2 separate regions of the Homo sapiens genome follow, and region 1 is linked to region 2. Evidence: read pairs that join two places in POLR2A ChIA-PET (ENCODE). Cell type or tissue: PC-9. All regions are shown on one strand.

Region 1 (5,000 bases), 330 kb before region 2:
AAACATGAAAGATGTTCAACCATGCTGGTAATCAGGCAAATGCAAATTAAAACAACAATGCGAGAACATTTCCCATGCCTCAGGTTGACATGAATGAGATTGGTGATGTAAAGTGTTAAGGAGACTGGGAAACGGTCACACCGATATACTGCCGGTGGCAGTGTAAATTGAAACAGCCTCTCCGGAAGACAATTTTCACAGTAGCCAGTAAAACTGTAAGTTCACATTTTTGGGGGAAACACTGCAGTTCCTTGATGTGGCATCTCCCTTAGTGAAACATCCACACACAGGCACAGGGAGTATGGTCAAGATGGTCACTGGGAGCAACCTAAATATCCATCAGTTGAGGAAGGGTTAAACACCCTGCAGTGGTCTGAGGCTCCCCATCTTTTGAAGCACAGTCTGCACACCTCCATCACTGATGTTGAACCTGCTAGGTGCTCACTCTTCCAAGCATCCCTTGCAGCTAGGGGGTGGTCACGTGACCCAGGTGCCACCGATCAGACGTGCTCACTGAGACCTGGAAGCAGGGATAGTTCAGGGGCAGCAGAGAGGGCCCACCGATCCAGTGTTGTGTGTGATTTGGGGTACTGTCCCTGCTGACCTTAAGCCTGGTTCTGCAATCCTCCCAGGCTCCTCAAATCCCTTATTTTATTTTGAACTTTCACTGAAGTATAGCACACATAGAGAAAAATGCATAGGTCGTAAGCGATAACTTCATGAGCCTTCATAAGTGAGTACACTTGTGTAACCAGCCCTTCATCAAGAAACAGAATATTCCAGTTCCCTTAAGCTTCCCTTAATGCCCTCTTCCAGTCACGACTTCCCCGAGGCTAACCAAGGCGAGTTGTGTCTATTTCTAGTGCTTTATATAAATGGAATCAAATGATGTGTGCTTGTTTGTGTCTGGCCTCTTTCCCTTAATGTTCAAGTCTTTGAGATTCACCCATGCTGTTGAGTGTGGTTGCAGATCTTTCATTCTCATTGTTAGGCAAAATTCCATAGTTGGAGCAGTGTCTGAGTGTGTCTCTGTTCTTTCATTCATTCTTCTACTGATGGACATTTGGGTACTTTCTAGTTAGGGGAGATTTATGAATAGGGCTGCTATGAATATTTATATGTGTCCTTCTTGGTGAAAATCTGTCTGCACTACTATTGAGTGTAGTCCTCTCATTGGGTCTTATGGCAAGTGTATGTTTCACCTTATTAAGTTGCCAGTGTCTTCTGAAGTGCTTGCACCATTTTGCATTTCTACCAGTCATGTATGAGGGTTTTTTCTAAATGCTCCGTATTTTCATCCACTCTTGGTATTTTCCATATTTTTCATTTTAGCCATTCTAGTGGGTGTACAGTGGTTATCTCATCAAAGTTTTCATTTGCATTTCCCTGCTGAGCAAGGATGTTGATCACCTCTGTGTGTTTATTGATCCTTTGGGTATCCCCTTTTGTGAAATGCCTACTCGAGTCTTGGCCATTTTTGTTTATTGGATTGATTGTTCTTCCCCTCATAAAGTACTTTGAATAGACTGCTTCTCTGTTTAAATTACTGTATCAGCCAGGGCTTTCCAGAGAAACAAAACCTAACAGGATGCGTGTGTGTATATCTATTTATATTTAATTCAATTTTTAAAGGGATTGACTCATGCAATTGTAGAAGCTGGCAAATGTGAAATTTGTAGGGCAAGCCGGCAGACTGGGGACTCAGGCAAGACTTCTATGATACACACTTAAGGCAGAATTCCTTCTACCAAAAACTTGGATTTTGCTCTCAAGGCCTTGAACTGATTGAATGAGGCCCACACACATTATCGAGCCCATCTACAAAATATCTTTTATTTTTATTTGTATTTATTTATTTATTTTTTTGAGATGGAGTCTCACTCTGTTGCCCAGGTTGGAATGCAGTGGTGCAATCTCAGCTCCCTGTAACCCCCACTTCCCGGGTTCAAGTGATTCTCATGCCTCAGCCTCCCGAGTAGCTGGGATTACAGGCGTCCCCCACCATGCCGGGCTAATTTTTTGGTGTTTTTAGTAGAGATGGGGTTTCGCCATGTTGGCCAGGCTGGTCTCGACTTCCTGACTCAAGTGATCTGCCTTCCTTGACCTCCCAAAGTGTTGAGATTACAGGTGTGAGCCACCATGCGTGGCTCAGAATATCTTTTTTTTTTTTTTTTTTTTTTTTGAGACAGAGTCTTGCTGGGTTGCCCAGGTTGGAATGCAGTGGTGCAATCTCAGCTCACTGCAACCTCCGCCCCTCAGGTTCAAGTGATTCTCCTGCCTCAGCCTCCCAAGTAGCTGGGACTACAGGTGCCTGCCACCATGCCTGGCAAATTTTTTTTTTGTATTTTTAGTAGAGATGGGGTTTCACTATGTTGGCCAGGTTGGTCTCGAACTCCTGACCTCATGATCCGCCCGCCTTGGCCTCTCAAAGTGCTGGGATTACAGGTGTAAGCCACCAGCCCAGCACAGAATATCTTTATAGCAACATCTAGACTCATGTTTGACCAAACAACTGGACACTGTAACCTGGTCAAGTTGACACGTAAAATTTAACTACCACAATTACCCAGAGCTGTTTATGTTGCTCTCAACTCTTAGCTCTATCTAATCTACTGTGAACATACATGCACACTCACACACATGCACACACTACCAACAACAGTGGTAGACATTTCATTGTAAGTGCACAGAAGTAAATATGGAAGGATGCTAAACTCATTACATGACCCCCTTGGGGAATGTCCAGGATGGACATCAAAGGGGATTTTAACTACAAGCTGTAACTGTAAAAAATATTTTTAAGAATATAATAATGGGTTAATTGTATAATTAAAATTAATATTTAAGTGGCAAAACTTTTAAAAGAAAACCAAAGGAGTCGTTAAGTCCCCATTATTCATTCAGCAAATATTTACTGAGCACCTACTTTGCAATAGTTGTTGGAGACACTGGATAAGACAGATCCAGTCTCTATCTTGGTGGAGCTGACATCATAGTCGAGAAGACAGGCAATAAAGAAGCAAACAGGGAAATAGCAGATGATTTCAGAAAGTGTTCAGGAGTATTCTGAAAGCAAGCAAGCCATGTGCAGGGGCACAGTATGAATGGGGACAGGGTTATGTTGGTGTGGGAAGTCAGGGAAGGCCTCCCTGCAGTGATATTTGAGCTGAGCCCTGAAAGAGGAGAAGGAGCTGGAAGAGCACACTGAAAGAGGACAAGGAGCTGGAAGAGTGGGGACCAACTCGGTACATGCAAAGGTCCTGTATTAGTCCATTCTCACACTGCTAATAAAGACATACCCAAGATTTGGTAATTTACAAAGAAAAAGAACTTTAATGGACTTACAGTTCCACTTATAGGTCTGGGGAGGCCTCACAATCATGGCAGAAGGTGAAGGAGGAGAAAAGGCACGTCTTACATGGTGGCAGGCAAGAGATCATTGCAGGGGAACTGCCCTTTATAAAACCATCAGCTCTCTTGAGACTTATTCACTATCATGAGAACCGAATGGGAAAGACCCAACCCCATGATTCAATTACCTCCCACGGAATCCCTCCCACTACACATGGGGATTATGGGAGCTACAAATCAAGATGAGATATGGATGGGGACACAGCCAAATCATATCAGGTCCTGAGGCAGGAATGGACCAGATGAGCTGGGATGAGAACCCAAGCAAGCTTCTGACTTGGAAACCGAGGCTCAGAGAGGGATACACACAACTCAAGGCCACAGCACTGGACGTGGTATAACTGAACGAGAATCCAGCTGTGTGCTGGTGCAGAGCTGCCTGTACAGGAAGGAGGCCTCTGAGCTGCTCAAAGGGCTCTATCTGCACTCCCCCACAGAAATCCCCTTATGATCAGAGCCAAACATTGGAGACCCAGCCCCCAGGCTTGTGCCAGCCTTGCCCTGCCAGCCAAGGCCAGTATCCCCACTGAGGGGCATCTGAGGGCTCTGTACACTTTGCCTCTGAGTTGAGGATCAATAGAAGCTACCACTGCTGTTTTACCTAATTATATAACAGTGGCCAGGGAGGAAGGTGTCAGGGATAGACGCTTTACCGGCACCATCCCATCAAATCCTGCTAAGAACTCCATGAAGGGGTATTATTATTCCCATTTTGCAGTTGGGAACACTGAGACTCAGAGAGATCAAATGCCTTGACTTCAGAATCTGTATTTTTTTTTTTTTTTGAGACAGGGTCTGGCTCTGTTGCCCAGGCTGGAGTGCAGTGACATGATCTCAGCTCACTGCAATCTCTACCTCCTGGGCTCAAGCCATCCTCCCACCTCAGCCTCCTGAGTAGCTGGGATTACAGATACATACCACCTAACCAGGCTAATTTTTGCTTTTTTTTTTTTTTTTTTTTTTTGTGGAGAGGGTGTTTCTCCATGTTGCCCAGGCTGGTCTCAAACTCCTGAGCTCAAGAGATCTGCCTGCCTCAGCCTCCCAAAGTGCTAGGATTATAGGCATGAGCTACTGCGCCTGCCCAGAGCCTGCATTCTTTACCTTTACAGTCTAGACCCTGCTCCTATAGATCCCCAGGAAAGAGCAAGACCATCTTTTTTAAATGCCAGAGCCTCAGATAGGAAAGGATGATCTCACCCAGGACTTCATTATACAGATAAGAAGACCAAGGTCCAAAGAAGGAGAGGAACCATCCTCTGACTATACAGAGCTGGGTCTCCTGCTCCCAGAGCCCCTCCAGCTTTACCCCCTGCTCCCCTCCCCTTCCTTCCATTCATGATGACCTCACTGGTCTCTAGGCTGTCGCTCCAACATGCTGAGCTCAATCCTGCCTCAGGGCCCTTGTACTTATTCCCCTGCCAGATCTAGCCTATCATTTCTTGTCTTCATTGACCACTCCATCTATAGTGGCTCTGCGTGTTGCTTTCCTACCTAGGTTTATTTTTATTCCTAGCATTTATCACCTTCTGTCATTATATTACGTATTTATATAGTTTCTTTTTGTCCACTACCTGCCTAGAATATTAGAA
Region 2 (5,000 bases):
AGTAAAAATCACTCCTATGGTTAGGTTAGGCTTGACTGCAGAATTGTTTCCTTTTTTTTTCTTTTTTTCTTTTTTTTTGAGACGGAGTCTCACTGTTGCCCAGGCTGGAGTGCAGTAGCATGCGATCTTGGCTCACTGCAACCTCCACCTCCTGGGTTCAAGCGATTCTCCTGCCTCAGCCTCCTGAGCAGCTGGGACTACAGGCCCGCATCACCATGCCCGGCTAATTTTTGTATTTTTAGTAGAGACGGGGTTTCACCATGTTGGCCAGGCTGTCCTTTCCTTTTCTACTCTTTGGAGTCGAGGGGCCTGGGTTTGAATCCTAGCTCTGCCACTTGCTGGCTGTGTAACCCTGAGAATCATGTCACCACTTGGAACCTCTGTTTCCTCATCTGTCAAATGGTGTAATAATAGTGCCTGCCTCTTTGATTGTTGGGAGGAGTAAACAAGAGAAAGTATATATAGAGCTTAGTGAAGGTTCAGCAACAATAAATGCAAATGGTACCTATTTTATAGGAGAAATATATACAATTTTTTATCTTCTTTTTCATAAAACAGTATAGCGTATACAGTTTCCTGTTTCACTGCCTCATTTTAGAGGCAGAGTCTTGCTGTGTTGCCCAGGCTGGCCTCAAACTCCTGTCTGTGCTCAAATGATCCTCCTGCCTCAGCCTCCTGAGTAGCTGGGATTACAGGCACCCACCACCATGCCCGGCTAATTTTTGTACTTTTAGTAGAGACGGGGTTTCATCGTGTTGGTCAGGCTGGTCTCGAACTCCTGACCTCATGATCCGCCCACCTCGGCCTCCCAAAGTGCTGGGATTACAGGCGTGAGCTACCGTGCCCGGCCAACTCACAAGCATTTCTAATGACTGCAAAATAGTCCATTGGGGGCCCATCCCTACATTAGTTTTTAAACCGTTTCCTATGGATGGAAATAGAAGTTGCTTCCGAAATATTATAAAGATTGCTGTGATAAACACCTCCAGACTCAAATCTTGGTCTATGTTTGAGGCTCTGTCTTTAGGATGAATTCTCAGAAGTTAAATTGTTGGTCAAATAGTATGATCACTTCCAAGAGCCTTGATATACCATACTTAGCACTGCAAGTTGCTTTCGAGAAAGATTACCTACAGATGTGTATGAGAGAACCCTGTGGCCAAGCGAGGTGGCTCATGCCTATAGTCCCAACACTTTGGGAGGCCAAGGTGGGAGGATCACTTGAGCCCAGGAGTTCAAGACCAGCCTTGGCAACATAGTGAGACCCCATCTCTCCACACACACAAAGAAAGAGAGAGGCTGGGCATGGTGGTTCACACCTATAATCCTAGCACTTTAGGAGACCTAGGCAGGTGGATCACTTGAGGTCAGGAGTTCGAGACCAGCCTGGCCAACATGGCAAAACCTCATCTCTACTACAGATACAAAAATTAGCCAGGCCTGGTGGCATGTGCCTGTAATCCCAGCTACTTGGGAGGCTGAGGCAGGAGAATTGCTTGAACCTGGGAGGTGGAGGTTGCAGTGAGCTGAGATCACACCACTGCACTTTAGTCTGGGCAACAGAGTGAGACTCTTCTCAGAAAAAAAAAGAGAGAAAGAGAGAGAGAACCCATCTTACCACATCCCAGCTGCATTGAGGATTATTACCTTTTAGTTGTTGTTAATTTGACAGGCAAAATGACATCTCATTCTTAAATCTGCATTAAAAAAATTTCACCCAGTATTTTTCTAATACTAGTTTTATTGGCTACAATGTGTTGAGTGTTTACTACATGCCAAGCATAGGGTAAATGTCTTTTACTTTTTTTTTTTTTTTTTTTTTTGAGAGACAGGGTCTTGCCTGTTGCCCAGGCTGGAGTGCAGTGATGCGATCATACCTCACTACAGCCTTGAACTCCTGGGCTCAAGGGATCTTTCTGCATCAGCCTCTCTCTTAAGTAGCTAGGACTCCAGGTGCACCACCATGCCTGGCTAATTTTTTTTTATTTTTATTTTTTTGTAGTAACAGGGCCTCGGTATATTGCCCAGGCTGGTCTCAAACTCCTGGGCTCAAGTGCTCCTCCTACCTCGGCCTCCCAAAGTACTGGGATTACAGGTGTGAGACACCATACCCAGCCTCCATAAAATGTTTTAATCAAACTTCTGGGTATGTACCCAAAAGAAGCGAAAGCAGGGACTCTAACAAATATTTGTACATCTATATTCATAGCCACATTATTCATCATAGCAAAAAGGTGCAAGAGACCCAAATGTCCATTGACAGATGAATGGATAAACAAAATGTGGTGTGTATATATGCAATGAGATATTATTCAGCCTTAAAAAGGAAGAAAATGTTGACCCATACGACAACATGGATGAACCATGAAGACATTATGATAAGAAAATATGCCCATCACACAAGGACAAGTGATGTATGATCCTTTTATATGAGGTTCCTAGAATACTCAAATTCAGAGACAGAAATCAGAATGGTTGGACTGAGCGAGGTGGCTCACACCTGTAATCCCAGCACTTTGGGAGACCACGGTGGGAGGATCGCTCGAGCCCAGGAGTTTGAGACCAGCCTGGACAACAGAGTGAGATCCTATCTCTACAAAATAAAACTTTTTAAAAATTAGCCAGGTGTGGTGGTATATGCCTACTACTCAGGAGGCTGAGGTGGGAGGATTGATTAGACTCAAGAGATCAAGGTTACAGTGAGCTGTAATTGCCCCACTGCACTGCAGCCTGGGAAACAGAGCGAGATTCTGTCTCAAAAAAAAAAAATTATAATCAATCTTTACATGTTATTTTATAAGATGTTATTATTACCCTCCAGCCTTCTTTAAAAGATGATGAAACTAAGGCTCAGAGAGATGAAACACGTTCCTAGAGTCACATAGCTTATAAATGGTGAAGACAGGTTTAGATGCCAGGTCTTACTCTCCAAGGCTACGTTATCCTGCAAATTCTGGTGGACCTGGGAGGTAAAGGGGAAATACAATCAAGCTCTAGGTGGCAGATGGAGTTAGCAAGTACCCAGTGCCAAACGGAACTGTTGGCCCTGAGAGCTCAGAGTTCAGTTCTAAATTTATTCTCTCTGACCTTATTGTGGATTCTAAATTTGGCCAAACAAGTTCTTCCAGACCGATTAGTGACGTGGATACATTGTTTTGAAGATAAAACCCTTTTCCTGGTATGAAAGAAAAAAAATAATAATGCAGCATTTGCTTGCAGAAGCCACCCTGCCGCTGGTTAACAGCCATCTGAAAATGATTCTGGGTTTTCCACCTGATGGTGGACACATGTGCTTGTTGGCCGATTTCTTGGGGACAGTGATTAAAACCATTTCCTGAACCGAAGTCTGAATTTCTCCTCCTGAATGAACCAGAAACAAAACATCAGGAAATATCCAGGCATGAAAATTCTAACCAGGGCCGGGTGCGGTGGCTCACAACTGTAATCCCAGCACTTTGGGAGGCTGAAGGGGGTGGATCACCTGAGGTCAGGAGTTTGAGACCAGACTGGTTAACATGACAAAACCCCATCTCTACTAAAAATACAAAAATTAGCCAGGCGTGGTGGCAGGCACCTGTAATCCCAGCTACTCGGGAGGCTGAGGCGGAAGAATCACTTGAACCCTGGAAGCAGAGGTTGCAGTGAGCCGAGATCACACCATTGCACTCCAGCCTAGGTGACAAGAGCGAAACTCCGTCTCAAAAAAAAAAAAAAAAAAAAATTCTAACCAGAACCAAACTTAAAATTCTCCCAAAATTACAAATTAAGACCAAAATAGGCCTCTTTGGGTGGTTTCCAGGCCAGGGAGGAGTTATGGGGTCCTCGGATAATCACCAGCTGAGTCCTGACTTCTCTGGGAAGGTATTGGGGTGACTGACCTGTTTGTGACCCCTTCTCAGACACCCTATCTCCAATCAGGTGGAGGAGGCACGTGACCCACATGGTCTGGCCACTGATGACTGAACAAGCTATGGACACCGGACCCCGGAGAGACCATTCACTCACTGGCCACGAACATGAGTTCAGATACATGCCCCAAAAGGATGAGCCTGGGTACTGGATTCCCTCCCTCAGAAACGTGAATCAAGAGACACAGGATGTTCCTGTTGGTCCAGATACTTGAGCTAAAAGGTGATGGATACCTGGATGTGGGGTGGTCATTCTGGGGAGTACGTCCATATAGAAAGAGGAGCAGGTGCTGTGGGATTCTGGATCCCAGTGATAGAGCTAAGTGGCTGGATCAAGCTTCACCTGAAACCCACTCTACTTGTCTTAGTCCATTTTGTGTTGCTATAAAAGAATACCTGCAACTGGGTAATGTATAAAGAAAAGAGACTTATTTCATTTTATAGCTCTGCAGTCTGAGACATTTAAAGGGATGGCCTTGACTTCTGGCAAGGGCTTGCACGTTGCATCACCACACGCAGGAAAAGGGAAAACAGAAGGGAGACTGCAAAAAAGGGGAAAACCTGAAGGTCATCATAGCTTTATAATAACCCACTCTCACAGCAATGAGTTAGATGGAGAACCAATTCAGTCTCACGAGAGTGACAGCAAGAACTCACTCACTGGTGAGAGGGTAGCACTTCCAAGCCATTCATGAGGGATTCACCTCCATAGCCCAACACCTCCCACTAGGCCCCGCCTCCCAACACTGCCACAGTGGAGATCAAATTGCAACATGAGTTTTGGTGGAGACAAACACCCCCTATCCAAATCACAGCACTACCCCCGAACTTTCCATTACACGAACCAAAGAATCTTCCTTTAAATTAGTGTCATTGGGTTTTCTGGGATTTACCTTTTTTTTTTTTTTTTTTTTTTTGAGACAGGGTCTTGCTCTGTCACCCAGGCTAGAGTGTAGTGGCACAAACACAGCTCACTGTAGGCTCGACCTCCTGGGCTCAAGGGATCCTCCCACCTCAGCACCCCCCACCTATGCCCTCAAAGTAGCTGGAACTACAGGAACCACCACACCTGGCTAATTAAAAAAAAAAAAT

What was found. Peaks named below come from ENCODE experiments on the same cell type or tissue, not always from the same donor. Only the 100,000 strongest peaks of a DNase experiment are listed, where the experiment ranks them.
Region 1: POLR2A ChIA-PET joins it to region 2 with 7 read pairs; 1 of 35 experiments calls an interaction of 5 or more read pairs at or near these places.

What each region holds. Positions count from the first base shown.
Region 1 is chr20:50,324,928-50,329,927 of GRCh38, forward strand. No RefSeq gene overlaps it. Among named protein-coding and RNA genes, the nearest start is that of LINC01271, 6.1 kb to the left of the region's middle. In PC-9, no CTCF peak of the experiment used is centred here; a DNase peak (open chromatin) is centred at 2,935.
Region 2 is chr20:50,655,948-50,660,947 of GRCh38, forward strand. All of the region lies in intron 1 of RIPOR3 (RIPOR family member 3), which reads right to left. RIPOR3-AS1 (RIPOR3 antisense RNA 1) reads left to right here. Exons shown (of 3, transcript NR_111906.1): 3 at 3,919-4,344. Among named protein-coding and RNA genes, the nearest start is that of RIPOR3-AS1, 13 kb to the left of the region's middle. In PC-9, CTCF peaks have their summits at 2,893 and 3,096; a DNase peak (open chromatin) is centred at 3,094; H3K4me3 peaks cover 849 bases; H3K27ac peaks cover 3,433 bases.